Regions from separate parts of the Homo sapiens genome. Here region 2 is linked to region 1. A link is a contact called in ENCODE Hi-C or POLR2A ChIA-PET data. All regions are on one chromosome and are shown on one strand. The core of a region is the stretch at or near the end of the contact, and the rest is flanking DNA. Distances in the headings are between cores, read along the strand shown.

The links. Hi-C counts contacts between places; a loop is a spot of excess contacts on that map. ChIA-PET counts read pairs that join two places held with the same protein, here RNA polymerase II (POLR2A). Pooled maps may share reads with other maps.
Region 2: a loop to region 1 is called in a map of gastrocnemius medialis, with 3 times the contacts of the local background. The contact joins the promoter of CT66 here to the enhancer-like site in region 1. A Hi-C loop is called at or near these places in 4 of 168 maps with a recorded cell type or tissue (endothelial cell of hepatic sinusoid, gastrocnemius medialis, posterior cingulate gyrus and 1 more) and 5 of 50 pooled maps. POLR2A ChIA-PET finds 5 or more read pairs at or near these places in 1 of 52 experiments (Panc1).

What each region holds. Positions count from the first base shown.
Region 1 is chr7:69,516,514-69,520,313 of GRCh38, reverse strand. No RefSeq gene overlaps it. Among named protein-coding and RNA genes, the nearest start is that of CT66, 79 kb to the left of the region's middle. RefSeq lists an enhancer at 1,657-2,276. Within about 2 kb of position 1,738, at least 2 of the 41 ENCODE cell types and tissues checked have a DNase peak (open chromatin) inside an H3K27ac peak, as active enhancers do; they include gastrocnemius medialis and psoas muscle, where a contact is called at or near this core.
Region 2 is chr7:69,595,927-69,599,715 of GRCh38, reverse strand. It overlaps CT66 (cancer/testis associated transcript 66), which reads left to right and starts at 2,092. Exons shown (of 3, transcript NR_148927.1): 1 at 2,092-2,669; 2 at 3,025-3,061; 3 at 3,283-3,789. AUTS2 (activator of transcription and developmental regulator AUTS2) reads right to left here and starts at 1,241. Exons shown (of 19, transcript NM_015570.4): 1 at 1-1,241. The coding sequence starts at 62. RefSeq lists enhancers at 762-811, 1,992-2,071 and silencers at 1,162-1,241, 1,262-1,681.

The sequences.
Region 1 (3,800 bases), core at 489-2,988:
GTTCCTGGATTGAAGATAATATTGGTAAGGTGGTAACATTCCCAAATTGATCAATAGCTTCAATGCATATCTGTCATATCCAGGCTACCTTTTTGTAGAAATTGTCAAGCTGATCCTATAATTCAAATGAAAATGCAAGGGACCACAATGGCCAAAGCAATGTTGAAGAACACACTTGGAGGACTCATGCTTCCTTTCAAAACTTACTAAATAGCTACAGTGTTCAAAGTACTCTGATACTGGCATAAGGATAGACATATAGATCAATGGAATAAAATTTAGAGTCCAGAAATAAACCTTTACATGTATGGTCAATTGATTTTTGACAAGATGCCAAGACAATTTAGGAGAAAAAAATAGTCTTTTCAACAAACAGTTGGGACAACTGGATATCTACATGCAAATGAATGAAGTTGGACCCCTTCTTCACACTGTGTGCCAAAATTAACTCACAATGGACCATAGACTTAAATGCAAGGGTTAAAACTATACTCGTAGAAGATAACAAAAGAGTAAATTTTCATGACATTGGGCTGGTGCAAAGTTTTTTAGATATGACACCAAAAGTACAAGTAACAACAGAAAAAAAATAGATAAACTGAACTTCAAATTTCAAAACTTTTGTGATTTTTTTTTCCTTTTTTTAATTTGAGATGGGTTCTGCTATCACCCAGGCTGGAGTCCAGTGGTGCAATCACAGCTCACTACAGCCTTGAACTCTTGAGCTCAAGTGATTCTCCTGCCTCAGCCTCTTGAGTTGCTAGGACTACAGATATGTGCCACCATGCTTGACTAATTTTTGTATTTTTTGTAGAGATGGGCTCTCACTTCTTGAACTCCTGGCATCAAGTCATCCTCCTGCCTTGGCATCCCAAAATGCTGGGATTATAGGCATGAGTCACTGCACCCAGCCAAAACTTTTATGCTTTAAAGAACACTATTGACTGTATGTGGTAACTCATGCCTGTAATCCCAGCACTTTGGGAGGTCAAGGCAGGAGAATCACTTGAGGCCAGGAGTTTGAGACCAGCCTGGGCAACATAGTAAGACCCCATCTCTTAAAAAAAATCAGCTGGGCATGGTGGTGCATACCTGTTGTCCCAGCTACTCAGGAGGCTGAGATGGGAGGATGGCTTGAGCCTAGGAGTTTATAGAGGCTGCAGTGATCTATAATGGTGCCACTGCACTCCAGCCTGAGTGACAGGCAGAGATCCTGTCTCTTAAAAAAAAAAAAATGATGGGGCATTTCCAGCTTCTGGATGTCTGTTATTTGAATTCCAGGCATTTTCTAGCTTCTTTGGTGGCAGCAGTAGCCGTAGTAGCATTGACAGCAACAGCACAGAAGCCCCTAGAATAGTGACAAATTCCCTGCAGTGTCATCTGCCTTCTAAGCGGAACTGCCCCAGGAAAATAAAGGGGAAGCTCCCACTGGTTAATAGAACCTCTGATGCCCATTTATAAGTGTAATTTTGCAACGTCCTTGGTGGCTTGCAAAGGCTCTCCCTAAATTTCCTTTCAACAGTGCACTTTCCCTTTTTCTTAGATGTGTACGAAAAGGACCAGGCTGCCTGAGAATGCTTTCCAGGTCAGATAGTTGGCTGCCTCTTCCCTTTAGCTAAATAAAGGACACCATCTTCAAAGGACGAGAAGACGAGTCCATCTGGTCTCTCTGATTGCACCAGCCAGGGGAGTTCCAGCCAAGTCCCAAGCTTTAGCTATCTGGACAGTCAGCTCATACCACCCAGAATCTACATCTGGCTGCCAAATGCACCTTGCTCTGGCCACCCACATACACTGGATCCAATGAGCAACCGGCTCAGCATTCTCCTGGCTGAACAAAGAGGGTGCTTGCCACAAGCAGGGCTATTGTTCAACTGGCATTACCATCAAAGGCCCTGGCCAGCTCCCCTTTGTCTGTCAGTTGCTATTCAGAAGGAAAAGAGAAGAAAAGCAAATCAATAGGTTTCTTGGAGAGAATCGCCTGTGGACGTGGGACATTCACTGTAGCACCGAGCTAACGTGATTCTAATAACAACTTGTAAAGCTATTTAACATGGAGAACCTTGCCAATACATATTCCAAAATGTCACGGCGCCTGGTTATAACGGGCAGGCTGTTTCCCAGATTTAGAGAGTTGAGTCATCTCTGCCTGCTTATATGTAACAAGGTCTGTGCAAGGTGTTTGGCGGCCGGTTATTATATGGATGCTAACCTTTCAACCCTATATTGGCATTAAAGACATGTCATCTTGTTTTCAGGCGTACTGCAAGAGCCTTTTCCCAGAAGGTCAGATTTTTTTTTCACCTGGCCCCAGGCCCGTCTCATGCCACCAATAGAAATAGGCTCTCGACACCTTCATATACATCACAACTTTTTTTTTTTTCTGAATCATTCACCTGCACTGGTTTATAGGTCCTGGCAGTTAGGAGCATTTGGGTCTTTTTGTTGGGTCAAAATGTTGTTTGTATTATGAAATATTTCTAACATGTAGAAAAAGAACAGATAGTTAATATAATGAATACATGGTTTCCAACCCTGGGCTTAAAACAACAGCAGCAATGGCCAGGCGCGGTGGCTCACACCTGTAATCGCAGCACTTTGAGAGGCTGAGGTGGGCAGATCACCTGAGGTCAGGAGTTTGAGACAAGCCTGATCAACATGTTGAAACCCCATCTCTACTAAAAATACAAAAATTAGCCGGGCATGGTGGCACGTGCCTGTAATCCAAGCTACTCGGGAAGCTGAGGCAGGAGAATTGCTTGAATCCGGAAGGTGGAGGTTGCACTGAGCCCAGATTGTGCCACTGTACTCCAGCCTGGGCGACAGAGTGAGACTACGTCTCAAACAAACAAACAGACAAACAAACAAAAACAGCAGCAGCAACAAATACTCACAATGGGCTGGGTGTGGTGGCTCATGCTTGTAATCCCAGCACTTTGGGAGGTCGAAGCAGGAGGATCACTAGAGCCCAGAAGTTCAAGATCAGCCTGGCCAACATAGCAAGACCCTGTCTCTATAAAATAAATAAAAAATACTCCCCACCTCCAGTTACTAATAATGTCCTGTGTGCCCTTTTTGAATGCAGTTCTTCCTCCCCATCCCTTAGGGATCACCACTCTGCCCAGTGTCTGTCATATGTATAAATGTTTGTGTACTTTCCTCTTTTTTCTTTTTTTTTTGAGACAGAGTCTCACTCTGTTACTCAGGCTGGAGTGCAGTGGTGCCATCTCGGCTCACTGCGGCCTCCACCTCCCGGGTTCAAGTGATTCTTGAGCCTCAGCCTCCTGAGTAGCTGGGATTACAGATGTGCACCACCACGTCCGGCTAATTTTTTAATCTTTTTTGGTAGAGACGGAGTTTTGCCATGTTGGGCAAGCTGGTCTGGAACTCCGGACCTCAGGTGATCCACCTGCCTCAGCCTCCCAAAGTGCTGGGATTACAGGCGTGAGCCACTGTGCCCAGCCACGTTTGTGTACTTTTACAATGTGGAGCCACACACAACCCTCAGTTTATATGTTTTAAAATTTCATGTGAATGACATTAGACTATGTAGACTTCTGCAAGTAGCAACATCATGGTTTGGGGTTGTCCTGGTTGACGTGTGGAATCATGGTTCCTCTGTTCACACTGATGCATGGTGTTCCCTGGTCTGAATACACCGCGATCCAGTACCCACTCTTTGGTTTCTCACTGTTACAAACATTACTGTGCCGAGTACTCTTAGGCAGAAATACTTTACTACTAACATTTTTTTAGGATTGCTGGTGCATGGTGATAACAAAAAGCAGACAGACTTTTGG
Region 2 (3,789 bases), core at 843-3,342, 79 kb before region 1:
TCTCGCTGCGACCGCGACCGCCGCTTTTTGCGGAGTCCATGGCCCCGCGTCGGGCCATCCATGGTTCTGCTGCGCCGGGGTCTCCCCGCTTGCCCGCCACAGGCTACGGCCGCAGCCACACAAAAAAAAATTGACACCGAGCCCTCCCTCCCCCTTCACGGCTTCCCTCCGCCCCGAGGAGGGCGCGGGGGAGACGGCGGCCGAAAGAAGGGAGAGAGGGGAAGAAAGAGAGGAGAAAGAAAAGGGGGAAGGGGCGGAGAGAGGGGAGGAGGGACGGGGAGCGAGGGCGAGAGGCGAGGAGCCCAAGTGTGGGGCTCCCCACAGCACCGAGGGTCGGAGATGCCTGGGAGCAGCGCCGAGCAAAGTAATGGCTGAACACACAGGTCTCCTTTAGAGGAAAAAAAAATAACTCACCAAGCAAGCAATAAATCAGAATAGCGGAATGCTTTGATCAAGAGACTGGGAGGCTCCGGGGAGCCCTCCCCGCGGCCATTCTCCGCCGCGCCCCCCGCCCCCCGAAAACGCCCGCGCCCCCCTCAACTCGATCCAAAATCGGGTCCGAAAAAGGTCGCGGGAAAAGTGGGGGCAATGAACTTCACCCGCCCCTCGCGCAGGAAAACACCCCCGCCGCCTCTCACACACGCCTCGGAGAAAACTCACTCCCAGGCTCCCAAATTTTTAAGAAATGCAGCCAGGGGAGGCCGGGGCTCCGGAGCGACCCAAGAGGGGCGAGACCCCCCAGAGAGGGGAGCATAATAATGCAATCATTAGCGGAAGAGAGGGCGAAACTGCGAGCGGCGGAGGAGAAGGGAGGCGGAGGAAGGGAAGGAGGATGCTGCTGGAGCAGTTGTGGGGTTTGCTTTTCGGTCTTCGAGGGGGGAGGAGAGGGAGATGAAAGAAGAGAAGAAGCAAACCCTGTCGCTGCCACCCGCCCCCCTCCTCACAAAAATATTTTTTCCAGTCCCAGAGAAGAGGTCACCCTTCCTCAAAAAAGGGAGGGGGTGAGTCAGTCAGTCGATGAGGAAAGCAGAAAGAAATCTCCAGCGGGAGAGACACCGGTGTGCCGCCGCCGCCGCCGCCGCTTCTCTCGCCGCCCCGCCTGAGGGAGAAGCGCAGCCGGGAACGCTGCTCTCGCCGCCGCCGCTAACGCTGCTGCTGCTGCCGCCGCCGCCGCCGAGAAAGCCCCGAGCCGGAGGGTGCACGGCGTGTCCCCGGGCGGCTGCAGCGGGAGCCCGGGCACTGCCCCATCCTCCGCCCGCCCGCCTGCCTCGCGCAGCTCCCGCTCCTCCCCCTCCGCGGCCAGCCCACCGCCGCCGCCGCCGCCGCCGCCCGCCTCAGCCCAACCCCGCGCCCGCCCGCTCGCTCGCTCGCTCGCTCGCTCGTTCGTGCTTTCGCTCGCTCGCTCGAGTGCGCGCGCTCCCGCGCACCCGCCCTCCCCGCGCCTCTCTCGGCGCGCGCTCCCGCCCCCGCGGCCCCGGCCGGCGGGATCACGTGGACGGCTGGGCTCCCTCCTCCCCCGCCCCCTCCCCAGTTGTAGAGTGTGTAGAAAGCAAAAGGCTGGGGGCTGGCCGCGCTCGCGAGCCCAGGGCATGCGCGCTGGGGCGGCCGGGCCTGCGCACTGGGGGCGGTGGGGAGCTGTGAGGGGGGCGGGGGCGGGGGCGTGGAGGGGGCGCCCGCGTGGGGTCGGCCGCGGCCGGGCAGAGTTGGCGCGCCAGGGCGTGGAAGCCGCCGGAGGATCCCGCCTGTCGCAGCGGGGACGCGTGTGGGCCCCTGCTCCCAGGCCACTTCGCGCGCGCGCCCCCCACATCCTCCTCGGGACACTTGTCCCTGGATCCTCTACCCCTGGCCGGCCCGAGGCCGCCTTCTCGGGAAGCCCCACCAGCCCCCAAGGGTGTTTTCCCTTGGCTACCTGCGCTGCGAGGAGAGAAGGGAATTCAGAGAAGGGGTACAAGGGGGGCGTCCCTGGGAGGGGGCGCGACTGGAGGAGACAGAACGGGGAGCGGGTGCCAAAGCGCGGGCCTTTGCTCCGCCTGGGCGCAGTGGGAGCACCAACTGGCAGAGTTGGAAACTTTTCCTCCACGTGGCACCACAGTGCGTGGACGAGCGACCCCGCGCCCGGATGACCCCTGGGATTCCCGCCTCGTCTTCCAGCGGGGGACCTAGGGACGCACGGGCGGCTTCAGATCCGGGAGCGCGAGGCCTAACAGCCGGGGGCCGAACTTGAACCTCGGAGGCGGCCGCGGGCGAGGGGCGGGGCCGAAGGGGCCGGGACCGCCGCCCCAGCTCGAGGACCCGTTAGACCGGCAAACCGCAGTCCCTGCCCCGCGGGCTTCCTTTACTTTTTGGGAGTGGGGGGCGGTTTCCCTGCTTTTTCCACCACAGCCCCTCCTCCCGCCGCAATGTGGCTGATGCTCATAAAAAGTTGTATTAAAGAGCTGACTGCAGCCGAGAATCGATCAACAAAAGCGACCAGCCTCTCTGGGTAAAATAGCTGTGCGTTTTTCAGGGCACTGGAATTGATCTATACGGATCAGAAAGACCGACAGCCCGCTCTCAGCAGCCTCTTGGATACGCTTCACTTTCTGTCCAGGCACATAAACACCACGGCACCAACCCTTCGTCCTCCCTAGTAGCCCATACTTGTGGAGGAAGAAAAGGAAAATAAACTGGCATGTATTAATTACAATGGGCCAGGCACCGTGCTAGAGCGCTGTGTATATGATTTCACCTCTTTAGAATACAAATGTGCACATTTTATTAGTATTACTGGAAGGAGGGTGGTAGAGAAAACAGTAAGGACGTGTTTTCTCTCACAATCTGACACATCTATGATTGAGTGATTGATTGTTTTTCATTTAACAATTATTAGGCCTTACCAGGCTTAGCAGGCACAGTTGTAGGTGCTGGGAATACAGCGTTGTACAAAACAGAAAAGATACTGCTTCTTGACGTTCTAGCAGGCAAGCCTCTCTCGTCTTATAATTCCTAATAACAATTTAATAGCTTGTCTTTCTCTTGTTTTAGGTCACACTCCTTCAGCTTCCCCGTTTCTGAATCCCAGGTCTGGATCTTTATGAAATCAGATGGAGAGATGGGGTTGGGGGGACGGGGGGGTCAAGTTGCCAGGAACAGAAAGGAACATCCACCCGACTGTGACAGATGAGCTTTATGCCAGTCCAGGAAACAAAACATTTGACCTTAGGCAAGACTTTTTTAAATGACTAGTTTTTTCATCTGTAAATCAAAGAGGTTCAATTAAATGTTCAAAATGTTCCTTTTCAGGTCTATCCACGGCCTTCTCAACAGATGACTTCAAGTTGATTTCGTGCTTTATTTCTTAAGAATAGTGACTAACCTAAGGGATCTGATTCAATTTATTAGGAACACAGTGCCACCTTCCAAAATTACTTACCTAAGAGGACTGAGCCTGCTGTCCCTGGAGCAGTTAGCTAAAACAGTGCCTCAGTACGGAGCGTACCTGTGTTAACTTCTAGAGTGCTGTTTCCGGCAGCTGCTGAAATCCACGCTGAGGTTATCAAGCTCATCCTACAAAATAAAGCAAGTTCTTCGCAATTTAAAGCAAAAATCTGGGCTTATTTTTAGGGTTTTGGGGGATGTGAAAGTTGTCTTAGATAAGATTCCAGGAAAGCTAAGAACTAACGATGCAATTACAGTCACCTTTCAACAACTTTGGGGATTGGGTTGAGGAAGGTGTGAAATTGGGAAATATAATAAAAGGTATTATATTAGTGACTTTCTAGAGTAGCCCTTGGCAGTCCTGTCTTTAAA